2 separate regions of the Mus musculus genome follow, and region 2 is linked to region 1. The links are chromatin loops, found by intact Hi-C in ENCODE. Cell type or tissue: heart. All regions are shown on one strand. Links, peaks and the distances in the headings refer to the core of each region. The heading gives the core; the rest is flanking DNA. Region 1 overlaps Agbl4 (ATP/GTP binding protein-like 4). Region 2 has its middle 37 kb from the start of Elavl4.

Evidence for each region. Peaks named below come from ENCODE experiments on the same cell type or tissue, not always from the same donor. Only the 100,000 strongest peaks of a DNase experiment are listed, where the experiment ranks them.
Region 2: it touches region 1 in a loop (5-fold over the local background); 3 of 42 quality-filtered maps call a loop at or near these places.

Annotation. Positions count from the first base shown.
Region 1 is chr4:110,490,199-110,497,812 of GRCm38, reverse strand. All of the region lies in intron 2 of Agbl4 (ATP/GTP binding protein-like 4), which reads right to left. Among named protein-coding and RNA genes, the nearest start is that of Agbl4, 96 kb to the right of the region's middle. In heart, for the core only: a CTCF peak has its summit at 3,244; no DNase peak of the experiment used is centred there.
Region 2 is chr4:110,320,367-110,327,980 of GRCm38, reverse strand. It overlaps a transcript of Elavl4 not described here. Among named protein-coding and RNA genes, the nearest start is that of Elavl4, 37 kb to the right of the region's middle. In heart, for the core only: a CTCF peak has its summit at 3,891 (motif pointing left); no DNase peak of the experiment used is centred there.

The DNA.
Region 1 (7,614 bases), core at 1,199-5,198:
ATTAATCTCCTGTTAGATGCGTGATTAATAAAAACATTCTCACATTCTGGAGGCATTTCTTCATTATACTGATTATTTCCTTTGCTGTATAAGTTATTAGTTTTATATAAACTTATTCGTCAGTTGCTGGGATTTCCTGCGATATTAGAGCCATTTTCATAATGCCTGTTCCCATGTTCTTTGCTTGACTTCACCCAGCAATTTCAGAGATTCTAATATTACACTTCTGTATCTATTCAATTTTAATTGATTCTTCTCCAGTGTGACAGAAATGAACCTAGTTTCATTTTTCAACATACTTATATCTAGTCTTCCCTAGCATCATTTCTTGATGATGCTAACTTCTTTCCAACATATGTTTTGACACCTTTGTCAAAAATTGGTTACTATAGCAAAATGACATTGTTTCTGTATTCTCTATTCTATTCCATTGGTCTACATATCTGTTTCTATATCAATGTTATCATGTTTGTGTTATATTATTGCTTACTGTGACTTTGTAGTAAAATTTGAGGTGAGGTGTTGTAAAGCTAACACCACTCTTTTTGCTTACAATTGGTTTGCTATTTTAGAGTCTTTCATGCTCCCATATGCATGCTGGGACTGGTTGTTGTTGTTGTTGTTGTTGTTTTTGTTGTTGTTGTTTGGGTTTTTTTCCTAATTCTATCACAAACAATGGAATTTTCTTTTTTTTTTTTTCTGAATCTGTAGATTGCTTTTGGGAATATAGCCATTTTGAAAACAGTAACTCTGCTGTGGAAACCATGGTAAACGACATCTTTCAATATTCAAGATACCTCAATATTTTCTTCAGTATTTAAAACTTTCATTATATGACTATTTCACTCTCTTAATTAAGTTTATTTCAAGATATTTTTAAGCTATTGTGAATGGAATATTTTCCTAATTTCTTAGTTAGCTAAGGTCATTATTGCTGCATACAACAGTATTTTGAGTTTTTGTATCTTAATATTTTGCTGAAAATCCTAATCAAGTTGAGTTTTCTTGTAAGCCTATAGGGTTTTTAAGTACAAAGTCATATCATTTGCAAACAGGGTAATTCTGCTTTTTCTATTCCTATTTGTATGCCTTTTATTTCTTCCTCGTTGCTCTAGCTAAAATTTCAAGCACTATTTTGAATAAGATTGGAAAACTGTTCCTGACTTTACAGCAAACAATTTAGTTTTTCTCCATCGGTTTGATTTATGTAATGTTTATTATATTGACTGAGTTCTTTCTGTTCATAATTTCTTTCATTAGAGCTTTTATCATGAAAGAATGTTGAACTTTGTCAAGTGCATTTTCTGCATCTATGTGTATGCTTTTCTGTATACTTATACATTCTGTATAAATGTACTGCATTTATTGATCTGCATATATTGAACCATCTTTGCATCCCTTCAATGAAACCATCATGGCCATGGTGTATAATTTTCTTATTATGTTCATGAATTTGTCTTGAATTAATTTTACTGAGAAATTTTGCATCCATATATCATTATGGATTGGCATTTGATTTCTTTATATTATATACTACTCCAATTTGGGTATCAGAGAGTTTTGGCTTCATAAAACAGGCAGGGTAGTGTTCCTTCTCTTTATAGAATAGTTCGAGAAGTATTTGTGTGTTATGTTAGCTTTTTTTAAACTTCATCTATCTTAGTAGTAAAATTGTCCAGCCCTGGGCTATTCTATATTGGAAGATTCTTACTGCCACTTCAATCATGTCACTTTCTATGGAGATATTTAAATTTTATACACTCTTAATTTAAATTTTATAGAACATATGTTTCTGTGAATTTATCCTATTCTGGATTTGCTAGAATATAAGCTTTTAAAGTTATCTGATTTTCTTCTGGATATCCCTATGGTATCTCTTATAACATTCCTCCTTTAACCTCTAGATTGGTTACATTGGCTAGGAGGTTATCAATCTCATCATTTAAAAGAACCAACTCATTACTAGAATTTTTTTAAAATATATTGTTCATTTTGTCTCAATTTTGTCATTTGATACCATGATATATAATAGTTCTTGCCATCTAAAGTTTTGGGGTTTGACTTGTTCTTGTATCTTTGAAAACTTGAATTACATAAATAACTTATTTTGTAGTTCTTTGTAAATTAAGCCCTCACAGCCATAAGCTCATTTTTCCTCTGGTGAATATGCTTTCACAATCATGTGACTCTACTTTTTTTTAAAGTCCTTCCTGATTTCTTCAATGATCATCTAGTAATTCAAATGGATATTGTTCAATCTGTACATATTTGTGTTCATGGTGTGGTTTCTCTTACTGTTAATCTTTGGTTTTATTACATATTGTATGATATTATAGAAGATATCATTTTACTTATTTTGTACCTGTTGAGACCGCCTAGAATGTGGTCTACTTTAGGAAATGTTCTAGGCCTGATTTAAAAGTATTTACCTGTTCCACAGAATATTCTATAGATATTTGTTAGGTCCATTTGAACCACAGTATAGTCTAACACTGAACTTTGTTCATTAGTTTAGTTTGAATTAAGTACCTAAAAATTAGAGTGAGGAATTCTATCTGGTTTTGTTTAATTATCTGCTCTTTTATGCCTATTAGTATTTTTATGAAGTAAAGATCCCAAATACTTTTGTGGCAGACAAAAATGGCAGAGATTTCCAGATATTCAAAGAGCACAGGCTCCTATGAAAGAACATATTTTAAAGTAAACAATCATTTCCCATAATAAAATACAAAACTAGAGAGTAAAGTAAAATTGCATAGGTGTTTTTTCAAAGCCTAACAATGTCTAATGACTTTAGCCTAAGCTGTGGAACATAAAATCAGCAGGGAATCAAATATTCTGTTTCAAATGCTATAACACTTTTACATAATTATGGTTATTTTTAAACTCTCAGACCTCTTCCCTATCAAAAAAATCTGAGCAGTCTTTTAGTCTGCACATGCAAGCTTTATTTTGAAATGTTAAATGCTGATCAAATACACAATTCACTTACCATCCTGCCATGAAATAACTAAGTGTGACCTTGCTCAGTAAACTGCTAGGCTGGCAACACTTAGGAGATGCTGATGTTAACTATCACCATTGAAACAGAGCTTCTCTTAAGGCTCAGCAAATTGTGTCAACTATTAGGACTCAGAGCCATGAGAAGCAGTGGGTACTAAGTGACTTGAAAACCCATGCTCAAAGCCCTGGTTCTGGTCCTAGGTGGTAGCTGAGTTGGTCAGCCTGCCAGCACTTTTACACCTCTGCCACCAGGGTGAGCTGTCCCACTTTGCCCAGGCAAGGGGTGGGGTCAGCCTTCACATTGTGACACACTACAGCTTTCATGGCAAGATTTTTTTGTTGTTTTGTATTCTTTTTCATTTATGTTTTTCTTTTTTGGAGGGGAAGGTAGTCTGCAAACGTGGGGTGGATATAAAGGGACAGGGAGGTGAGTGGGATTGGAGTGCATGTTGTGAAATTCACAAATAAAAAGTTTTTTAAATTAATTAAAAATTAAAACTAAAGTTTATTATCAAAGTGTGACTATTTTGCGGAACACGAAGAACAAAAGCAAAGGCAACATTGTAGTTTTACTAATTAGTGTAATTCTTTAAAACCTTATTTGAAAGTGAACAGAAGCAATAGAAGATAGAAAAAAGCCAATTATAATAAAAATTATCATCTTTCTGGTTATCATCTTGAAAAGTTGTAATTAGACTTTAATATATATACTTAATTGCTCATGTAATACCTAAGTCCTTATTAGAAAAAGGTGGGCTACAAACAAACTCAACCAATCATAAATATATAACATACATATAGTACATATGTATATATGTATGTATATATATGTGCACATATATATATTCAAATAATGTGTTCCCTTCCTTCCTGTTATCTTAATACTAGTGCATAGGACTTCTGTGAAAGTTTCCTTTAAAGCAGCCTCAGATTATCCAAAGAGAATATTTGAACATACATATAAGTGGTGTTTCATTAAATACTATTTGTATTTATCTGTTTCCTTCCCTCACCCCCAAGATTTTAGGTTCAGGAATGATAGAATAGAAAAGTCCACCATCCCTTCCGCTCGACTCGAGACTCGAGCCCCGGGCTACCTTGCCAGCAGAGTCTTGCCCAACACCCGCAAGGGTCCACACGGGACTCCCCACGGGACCCTAAGACCTCTGGTGAGTGGATCACAGTGCCTGGCCCAATCCAATCGCGCAGAACTTGAGACTGCGGTACATAGGGAAGCAGGCTACCCGGGCCTGATCTGGGGCACAAGTCCCTTCCGCTCGACTCGAGACTAGAGCCCCGGGCTACCTTGCCAGCAGAGTCTTGCCAACACCCGCAAGGGTCCACACGGGACTCCCCACGGGACCCTAAGACCTCTGGTGAGTGGATCACAGTGCCTGCCCCAATCCAATCGCGCAGAACTTGAGACTGCGGTACATAGGGAAGCAGGCTACCCGGGCCTGATCTGGGGCACAAGTCCCTTCCGCTCGACTCGAGACTAGAGCCCCTGGCTACCTTGCCAGCAGAGTCTTGCCCAACACCCGCAAGGGCCCACACGGGACCCTAAGACCTCTGGTGAGTGGAACACAGCGCCTACCCCAATCCAATCGCGTGGAACTTGAGACTGCGGTACATAGGGAAGCAGGCTACCCGGGCTTGATCTGGGGCACAAACCCCTTCCACTCCACTCGAGCCCCGGCTACCTTGCCAGCTGAGTCGCCTGACACCCGCAAGGGCCCACACAGGATTCCACACGTGATCCTAAGACCTCTAGTGAGTGGAACACAACTTCTGCCAGGAGTCTGGTTCGAACACCAGATATCTGGGTACCTGCCTTGCAAGAAGAGAGCTTGCCTGCAGAGAATACTCTGCCCACTGAAACTAAGGAGAGTGCTACCCTCCAGGTCTGCTCATAGAGGCTAACAGAGTCACCTGAAGAACAAGCTCTTAACAGTGACAACTAAAACAGCTAGCTTCAGAGATTACCAGATGGCGAAAGGCAAACGTAAGAATCCTACTAACAGAAATCAAGACCACTCACCATCATCAGAACGCAGCACTCCCACCCCACCTAGTCCTGGGCACCCCAACACAACCGAAAATCTAGACCCAGATTTAAAAACATTTCTCATGATGATGATAGAGGACATCAAGAAGGACTTTCATAAGTCACTTAAAGATTTAGAGGAGAGCACTGCTAAAGAGTTACAGGCTCTTAAAGAAAAGCAGGAAAACACAGCCAAACAGGTGATGGAAATGAACAAAACCATACTAGAACTAAAAGGGGAAGTAGACACAATAAAGAAAACCCAAAGCGAGGCAACGCTGGAGATAGAAACCCTAGGAAAGAGATCTGGAACCATAGATGCGAGCATCAGCAACAGAATACAAGAAATGGAAGAGAGAATCTCAGGTGCAGAAGATTCCATAGAGAACATCGACACAACAGTCAAAGAAAATACAAAATGCAAAAGGATCCTAACTCAAAACATCCAGGTAATCCAGGACACAATGAGAAGACCAAACCTACGGATAATAGGAATTGATGAGAATGAAGATTTTCAACTTAAAGGGCCAGCTAATATCTTCAACAAAATAATAGAAGAAAACTTCCCAAACATAAAAAAAGAGATGCCCATGATCATACAAGAAGCATACAGAACTCCAAATAGACTGGACCAGAAAAGAAATTCCTCCCGACACATAATAATCAGAACAACAAATGCACTAAATAAAGATAGAATATTAAAAGCAGTAAGGGAGAAAGGTCAAGTAACATATAAAGGAAGGCCTATCAGAATTACACCAGACTTTTCACCAGAGACTATGAAAGCCAGAAGAGCCTGGACAGATGTTATACAGACACTAAGAGAACACAAATGCCAGCCCAGGCTACTATACCCGGCCAAACTCTCAATTACCATAGATGGAGAAACCAAAGTATTCCACGACAAAACCAAGTTCACACAATATCTTTCCACGAATCCAGCCCTTCAAAGGATAATAACAGAAAAGAAGCAATACAAGGACGGAAATCACGCCCTAGAACAACCAAGAAAGTAATCATTCAACAAACCAAAAAGAAGACAGCCACAAGAACAGAATGCCAACTCTAACAACAAAAATAAAAGGGAGCAACAATTACTTTTCCTTAATATCTCTTAATATCAATGGACTCAATTCCCCAATAAAAAGACATAGACTAACAGACTGGCTACACAAACAGGACCCAACATTCTGCTGCTTACAGGAAACCCATCTCAGGGAAAAAGACAGACACTACCTCAGAGTGAAAGGCTGGAAAACAATTTTCCAAGCAAATGGACTGAAGAAACAAGCTGGAGTAGCCATTTTAATATCGGATAAAATCGACTTCCAACCCAAAGTTATCAAAAAAGACAAGGAGGGACACTTCATACTCATCAAAGGTAAAATCCTCCAAGAGGAACTCTCAATTCTGAATATCTACGCACCAAATGCAAGGGCAGCCACATTCATTAGAGACACTTTAGTAAAGCTCAAAGCATACATTGCACCTCACACAATAATAGTGGGAGACTTCAACACACCACTTTCTTCAAAGGACAGATCGTGGAAACAGAAACTAAACAGGGACACAGTGAAACTAACAGAAGTTATGAAACAAATGGACCTGACAGATATCTACAGAACATTTTATCCTAAAACAAAAGGATATACCTTCTTCTCAGCACCTCACGGGACCTTCTCCAAAATTGACCATATAATTGGTCACAAAACAGGCCTCAATAGATACAAAAATATTGAAATTGTCCCATGTATCCTATCAGACCACCATGGCCTAAGACTGATCTTCAATAACAACATAAATAATGGAAAGCCAACATTCACGTGGAAACTGAATAACACTCTTCTCAATGATACCTTGGTCAAGGAAGGAATAAAGAAAGAAATTAAAGTCTTTTTAGAGTTTAATGAAAATGAAGCCACAACGTACCCAAACCTATGGGACACAATGAAAGCATTTCTAAGAGGGAAACTCATAGCGCTGAGTGCCTCCAAGAAGAAACGGGAGACAGTACATACTAGCAGCTTGACAACACATCTAAAAGCCCTAGAAAAAAAGGAAGCAAATTCACCCAAGAGGAGTAGACGGCAGGAAATAATCAAACTCAGGGGTGAAATCAACCAAGTGGAAACAAGAAGAACTATTCAAAGAATTAACCAAACGAGGAGTTGGTTCTTTGAGAAAATCAACAAGATAGATAAACACTTAGCTAGACTCACTAAAGGGCACAGGGACAAAATCCTAATTAACAAAATCAGAAATGAAAAGGGAGACATAACAACAGATCCTGAAGAAATCCAAAACGCCATCAGATCCTTCTACAAAAGGCTATACTCAACAAAACTGGAAAACCTGGACGAAATGGACAAATTTCTGGACAGATACCAGGTACCAAAGTTGAATCAGGATCAAGTTGACCATCTAAACAGTCCCATATCACCTAAAGAAATAGAAGCAGTTATTAATAGTCTCCCAACCAAAAAAAGCCCAGGACCAGATGGGCTTAGTGCAGAGTTCTATCAGACCTTCAAAGAAGATCTAATTCCAATTCTGCACAAACTATTTCA
Region 2 (7,614 bases), core at 2,389-6,388, 170 kb after region 1:
AAAATTAGGGAGACTTGGGTAGACTGCAACCAATCATTTGAAAGCCTGAGAGTAAGAGTGAACTTTTCTTGCCTAATTGATTTATGTGAGGATATTGGTCCTTTCCTTCCTTCAGGCTCTAACTAGAACACAGGCTCCTTCTGAGTGCCAAGCCTGCTAGCATTAGAAAAGGAATAAACCATCAGCCCTCTTGGGTCTCTGTCTCACTGACTGTGGATTTGGGATTTGTCAGCCTCTATAACCTGTACCCTCAATGTAATCCTATCCCTTCTTCCAGGTGCCAGCATTTGAACTCTAGCCCTGTCCTAGCTTTCATCAACTTAGAGGCAAATTACTGACTCAATTTCTTCAGTATCTAGTCCTCCATTTCCCCTTTTATGAAATGTAATACTTGTTAAGTACTTAAAACATTGGCTGACTATAAATATAATGTCTGAGTTACTTTTCTGTTACTATGATAAGATACCATGACCAAGATGACTTACAGAAGAAAGACTTTTTATTTGGGGCTTATAGTTTCAGAGAGTTAGAGTCTATGACTACCATTTCAGGGAGCATGGCAGGTATGGCGCTGGAGCAAAGAGCTCACATCTTGAGATGCAACCGTGAGGCACAGAGAACACTAATATAATGGTGAGGGCTTTTGATACCTCAAAGCCTGCCCTGAGTGACACATTCCCTCCAACAAGGCCACACCTTATAATCCTTCCCAAACAGTTCCACCAGCTGGGAACCAAATATTCAAACATATGAGTCTACGGTGGCCAGTCTTATTCAGATAAACACATTGACCTCACTGGACTCCCAAAGTAATTAGAACACTGGCTGACATTATATACGTACATACATACATATCACATATATAATTTGTATATGTACATATGTCTGTTGTAATGGTGATGATGGTAAGGATAATTTCACAGACAGTACACACATGTTCTTGGGCACCAGTTACATGCACGAAACAGCTGTGAATAATAAAGTGGAGTAGTAACATCCTCTTAATGTCAAGACATTATACGCTAAAATTTACAAAGCATTGCTTGGACCACAGAATCTTGTCTTTTTTTTTTAATCCCTGAATTGCCATATTCAAAACTGTGCAATGGATATAAGTAGTTCTCTTAACAAGTAACAAAATCTACGATCACTTACAGGGAGAGCTGGGACTGAACAAAGAGGGGAGAGGACTTAACCAGGATACCCCTTTGATCTATCAAACAGCCTGAAGATTTCTGGGAGAATGGAATATGGCCAGTCCACCTCACAGCCCATTCACAACATGTTGTAGATGAAATTGTTCACTTATTTGTAGTAGAGGTCAAGTGAGGAAAGGGGACAGGTTCTGGTGTTCCTTGACGTCTCCAGGAGTATCTCTCCTTCAGGGCCCTCTGTATGCAAATCACACATCCTAGTGACATCATCCCTCCTTCATCTTCATACCTATAACCTGCGCCTCTGAAGGTGACCATTCCAGTTATGGCTTTGTTTCTATGTCTGTGTTGCTCACTCTATTGTGAGCACAGACAGGTTAGGCCTTATTCTTTTTTCCATTGCCTGCTACCCTAAAATACTAGCTTCCACTGAGTGACACTTTCCAGAGCTCAGCTCTAGTCACTGATCATCTAGCATCAAATAATGAATTCCAGTCCATTAATTTACTACCTAAGATGGTTAGTATCCCACCTTTAAAAGTGAAGTAAAGGACAGGAGATGAAGTACAGGGTCAAGTACTTAACCTAGTTTGTACAAATCTCTGGGTTCAATCATCAGCATCAAAAATACAAGTGAGAATGGGTCTAGAGAGATGGCTCAGTGGTTAGAGCTCTAGCTGCTCTTCCAGAAATCCCTGGGTTAGTTCCCAGTACCTACAGCTCTTTGTAACTCCAGTTCTAGGTGATTGGACACCCTCATACACACACATGCAGACAAAACACTAATGTACATGAAATAAATAAAATGATTTTTAAAAATACAAGTGAGATAGTAATGTCACTGGTTGCATTGCATTTCTTGATAAGATTCTTTGATTCTTTGGTGTGGATCGTTAGGAGAAAGGAAGGGATAAAGGGGTTCAAAGAGAAGCAATGAAGCAGAGGCAGAAATGGGGCTGCAGTCCACCCTCGGTGAACATTCAGCAGACCGGGTGCTGAGGAGTGCTGAGGCTGCCATACCTTTACAGAATGGTCCTAACTCCAAAACTCTGTATTGACCAATCACTGGATGTGAGTACCTAACAGGAGCCCATGACCTTGAAAAGGACAACTCTTTATCAAAGCAACTCCAAAGAGGGGTGACTATGGAGGGCTAAGTCCTTCAGCTTTGAATGTGTCTGGGGACACTTCAACAGCCTCCACTGAAATAACTTTAGAGTGTTATCTGAAAGCAGATACACACGAGAGCATAACATTCTATGCTAAATGAGTCTTATGGGTTTTTTTTTTACATATTCGTTATTATTTATATTAGCAGCAATATCATTAGGCTCAGTAAAAATGTCTTCAACTGAGTCCGATCCATTTTCACAGAGCATCTCCTCAGTGAGAATCAGGAAGTCAGTATAGACCTTGTTTTTATTCTGCTCACTTCCCTGCAAGACAGCCTTTCCCCCTCTCTCTTTTGTTATTAATCTCGTCTTAAAAGTGCTTATGCCATCCTATTTTAAAACCTCTAGGGTTGGTTTGATTTGATTTCCCTTCCACTGAAATGACTGTTCTGAACTCTGACCTTAATCCGGGATGGTTAGAGCAGCTGGAAGCACTTTCTTGACTATCTATCTATCTTCACACTTTATATTCTGTAGCAGCTCAGAGAAATTCTAAGACTAAATGCAGTCTTTAAACATTGCTAACATTAACAGTTCCTATCCATGGGGTTAATTAAATGTAAATGAGTGCTGGCCCTAGCATTCCCAACTTTGTAAGGACCCTGGGTCAGTTCTGTGAGCTTGTAGAGTACAGACATCAAAATACCTTGGCCAAAGCTGTCAATGGAAAAAGATAAATGATCTAGAGATCAAGAATATTGAGCAAGTCAGAGTCAATTCCAGTAACCAGCTGCTTAAAGACAAGTGATATGCGTGGGAGTTCAAAGGTATGATATGTTGTTGATTTCACACACACACACACACACACACACACACACACACACTCACACACACAGAGCTAAGCTGGTTCTTTTTTTAATTCTGAAGTCATATGATTTATCTCAAATGTATGTATATGTGCATACATATTTCTAACTCATAAATCTTTTTGTGTCACTTCTCTGCAGAGCCAAAAGGCTTAGCGGAGCCCTTCTATGTCCATAAATATGCCAGGAATTGTATGTTCTTGTCTATTTCTTTTTCAGTATTGGAGATCAAACCCAGGGCTTATGCATGCTAGACAAACACTCTGCCACTGAACCACGTCCCCAGCTGTTCCTGTCTTTGTGCATGTCATTTCTGTTCTCCAGAAAGCCTACCTATTGCTGAAGCATCCTTCAAGTTTCAATTCAAATGCCATTGGCTCCAGATAGCCTTCCCTGGCATGCACTTGCTGCTCTGAACTGCCTGCTTTTCTCCAAGAAAGTGAACCACAGGTGGAGGAAAATAAATTTGGGGGCCTTATGGAGAATGTCCAGGTATAGAGAGAAAGGGGAAAGTTGTGTATAAAACCTTCATAGTTAAAACTTTATGTTGTAGGGTGTGTGTGTGGTGGGGGAGAGACAGACAGACAGACAGACAGACAGAGACAGAGAGAGAGAGAGAAGTTTATCTCTCTGATTTTAAGAACCTAGCGTCATTGTTTGACTCCAGGATTAGAAGCTCCTAAAGCAGGCTTTCTGACAAAAAGAAAGTTTCCCCTGAGTGCCCTCTTGTGGAAGTGCTGAAAGAGCCGGAAGATATCAAATGTATAAAACCAAACCTTCGCCAGGCTGAGAGTGGTGTTCTGTGCTATCCTGTGTCCTAGTTGGTTGAGCAGACATATGCAGCAAGACATGACCCAGAGTGAATCTGTAGCTGGTAGATCAGATGTTTCCTTAAGAATGCAATGTACCCAGAGTGAGGACTATGATAAAGAAGCCCATGGAGAAAGGGTGTGTACCTAAGAGGTGGAGAAGTGGTACATGCTCACTAGCTTTCTCTAGCACATCACCATAGTCTGAAGAACACACTTTCAAGTAAGAGTGCTGTAAGTTCTGCTTCCCTAGGCCATTAGCTCTTAACATGCCCCAAACCACTTGCTGAGCCATGTTAAACTACTGATCTCTCTCTGAGAACCCATGAGACTGTAACTTAGAAATCATTCCAGGGCAGTTCTAACAGATAGTCTTCAGACATCTTGTAGTGGATTGAGTTTTGTAGAGCCATTTATATATTTTCCTACAACTTAGGTAACTGTGATGGTTGGAACATAAACAGCCCTCATAGGTCCATATATTTGAATTTTTGGTCCACAGTTGGTGAAACTATTTGAGAAAGATGAAGGTATAGCCTTGCTGGAGAGGGTATGTCACTGGGAGTGAGCTTTGAGGTTTTTAAAGTCCATGTCAGACTCAGTCTTGCTCTCCTTCTACTTGTGGATCAGGGGCTAAGCTCTCAGTTACTGATCCAGCACCACGCCTGCCTGCCTGCCTGCCTGCTACCATCCTGCCTACCATGATAGTCATGAACTAACCCTCTAAAACTCTAAGGAAGACTCCAGTTAAATGCTTTCTCCTAAAAGTTGCCTTGGTCATGGTTTTTCATTACAGCAGTAGTTACCATGTATCTAAGAACATGACTTTTTATAGTCATGATTTCAGATATTCTAATTCATTGTCCCTGTGAGAGTACCCTTTTGAGACCTCAATCCCTAGTTTTTGGTCTGGAAGACATGATCTTTATTTTCATGCATGGGAACTGCTAGCTAGAACTATTTGAACCATAGTTATAGAACAAACCTTTCTTTCTCCTTCTCTCCATCCTTTCATGTATTTATCAATCAGCTGTCTTTGTACCCTATGGATTTCCCTGGAATCCATGCCTTCCTTGTGCTTATTGGTGTGCAAACACATGATCTCATGCCTGTACAGAGGTGCAACACTTTTATGCATATACATAGCCTGACATTGGGTGCCTTCTTCAATTACTCTCCAATTAATTTTTTGTTCTTTTGAGTCAAAGCCTCTGAATGAACTAGGAGCTTGCCTAGTTGAGTACACTAGCTGACCAATAAGCCTCAAGGATCCCATTTGGCTCTGCACTCCCCAATGGCAGAATTATAGGTGCCTGCCATTCTGCCAGCATTTTTAAAATTTGGGTGCTAGAGATCTAACTTGGCTACTCCTGCTTGCATGGCAAGCACTTTGCAAGCTGAACCATCTCCCCAGCCCTTGGGCTATTTTTGAGAAGGAAAGAAAGATGGCATTAGCCATGAAATAGCTCTCCTGGGGCACAGTACTGACAGTCATTCCTAGAACAAATCTCAGACAGTGGTAGCTACTATGGGCTTCTTAGGTACATCTACTAACAAAATACTACAAATAAGAGGTGAGGGAATTGGAGCTTAAAGAGGTTATACGCCACTTAATTCATCTGCAAACCTGAACCCAAGTCTATCTGGCTTCGGGGCTCCGCATTGCCTTTCACAAGCTGAGCAGAATTAACTACCTGCAGGTAGGCTCATCTAAATCACCTAGTCAGTTTTGTCGTCAATAAACATAACATTTTAGGAGAAAAGTCCATGCTTCAGAAAGTAAGTTAGCAATCAAAATTTTCCACATAGCATTGACACCTCCCTGGATTCTGGGAAATAGGAAATGAATACTGAATGAAATAGAAAAAATGGAGCGGTCGCCATCTAGTTCCGGGACCTGCCGAACTTAGGAAATTAGTCTGAACAGGTGAGAGGGTGCGCCAGAGAACCTGACAGCTTCTGGAACAGGCGGAAGCACAGAGGCACTGAGGCAGCACCCTTTGTGGGCCGGGGACAGCCAGCCACCGTCTGGACCGGAGGACAGGTGCCCGCCCGGCTGGGGAGGCGGCCTAAGCCACAGCAGCAGCGGTCGCCATCTTGGTCCGGGACCCGCCGAACTTAGGAAATTAGTCTGAACAGGTGAGAGGGTGCGCCAGAGAACCTGACAGCCTCTGGAACAGGCAGAAGCACAGAGGGGCTGAGGCAGCACCCTGTGTGGGCCGGGGACAGCCGGCCACCTTCCGGACCGGAGGACAGGTGCCCGCCCAGCTGGGGAGGCGACCTAAGCCACAGCAGCAGCGGTCGCCATCTTGGTCCGGGACCCGCCGAACTTAGGAAATTAGTCTGAACAGGTGAGAGGGTGCGCCAGAGAACCTGACAGCTTCTGGAACAGGCGGAAGCACAGAGGCGCTGAGGCAGCACCCTTTGTGGGCCAGGGACAGCCAGCCACCGTCCGGACCGGAGGACAGGTGCCCGCCCGGCTGGGGAGGCGGCCTAAGCCACAGCAGCAGCGGTCGCCATCTTGGTCCAGGGACTCCAAGGAACTTAGGAATTTAGTCTGCTTAGGTGAGAGTCTGTACCACCTGGGAACTGCCAAAGCAACACAGTGTCTGAGAAAGGTCCTGTTTTGGGCCTTCTTCTTCGGCCAGGAGGAGGTCCAAATACAAGATATCTGAGCACCTTCCCTGTAAGAGAGCTTGCCAGCAGAGAGTGCTCTGAGCACTGAAACTCAGAGGAGAGAATCTGTCTCCCAGGTCTGCTGATAGACGGTAACAGAATCACCAGAAGAACAATCTCTAAACAGAGTCAACTATAACTACTAACTCCAGAGATTACCAGATGGCGAAAGGTAAACGGAGGAATCTTACTAACAGGAACCAAGACCACTCACCATCACCAGAACCCAGCACACCCACTTCGCCCAGTCCAGGGAACCCCAACACACCTGAGAACCTAGACCTAGATTTAAAAGCATATCTCATGATGATGGTAGAGGACATCAAGAAGGACTTTAATAAATCACTTAAAGAAATACAGGAGAACACTGCTAAAGAGTTACAAGTCCTTAAAGAAAAACAGGAAAACACAATCAAACAGGTAGAAGTCCTTACAGAAAAAGAGGAAAAAACATACAAACAGGTGATGGAAATGAACAAAACCATACTAGACCTAAAAAGGGAAGTAGACACAATAAAGAAAACTCAAAGCGAGGCAACACTAGAGATAGAAACCCTAGGAAAGAAATCTGGAACCATAGATTTGAGCATCAGCAACAGAATACAAGAGATGGAAGAGAGAATCTCAGGTGCAGAAGATTCCATAGAGAACATCGGCACAACAATCAAAGAAAATGGAAAATGCAAAAAGATCCTAACTCAAAATATCCAGGAAATCCAGGACACAATAAGAAGACCAAACGTACGGATAATAGGAGTGGATGAGAATGAAGATTTTCAACTCAAAGGTCCAGCAAACATCTTCAACAAAATTATTGAAGAAAACTTCCCAAATCTAAAGAATGAGATGCATATGAACATACAAGAAGCCTACAGAACTCCAAATAGACTGGACCAGAAAAGAAATTCCTCCCGACACATAATAATCAGAACATCAAATGCACTAAATAAAGATAGAATATTAAAAGCAGTAAGGGAAAAAGGTCAAGTAACATATA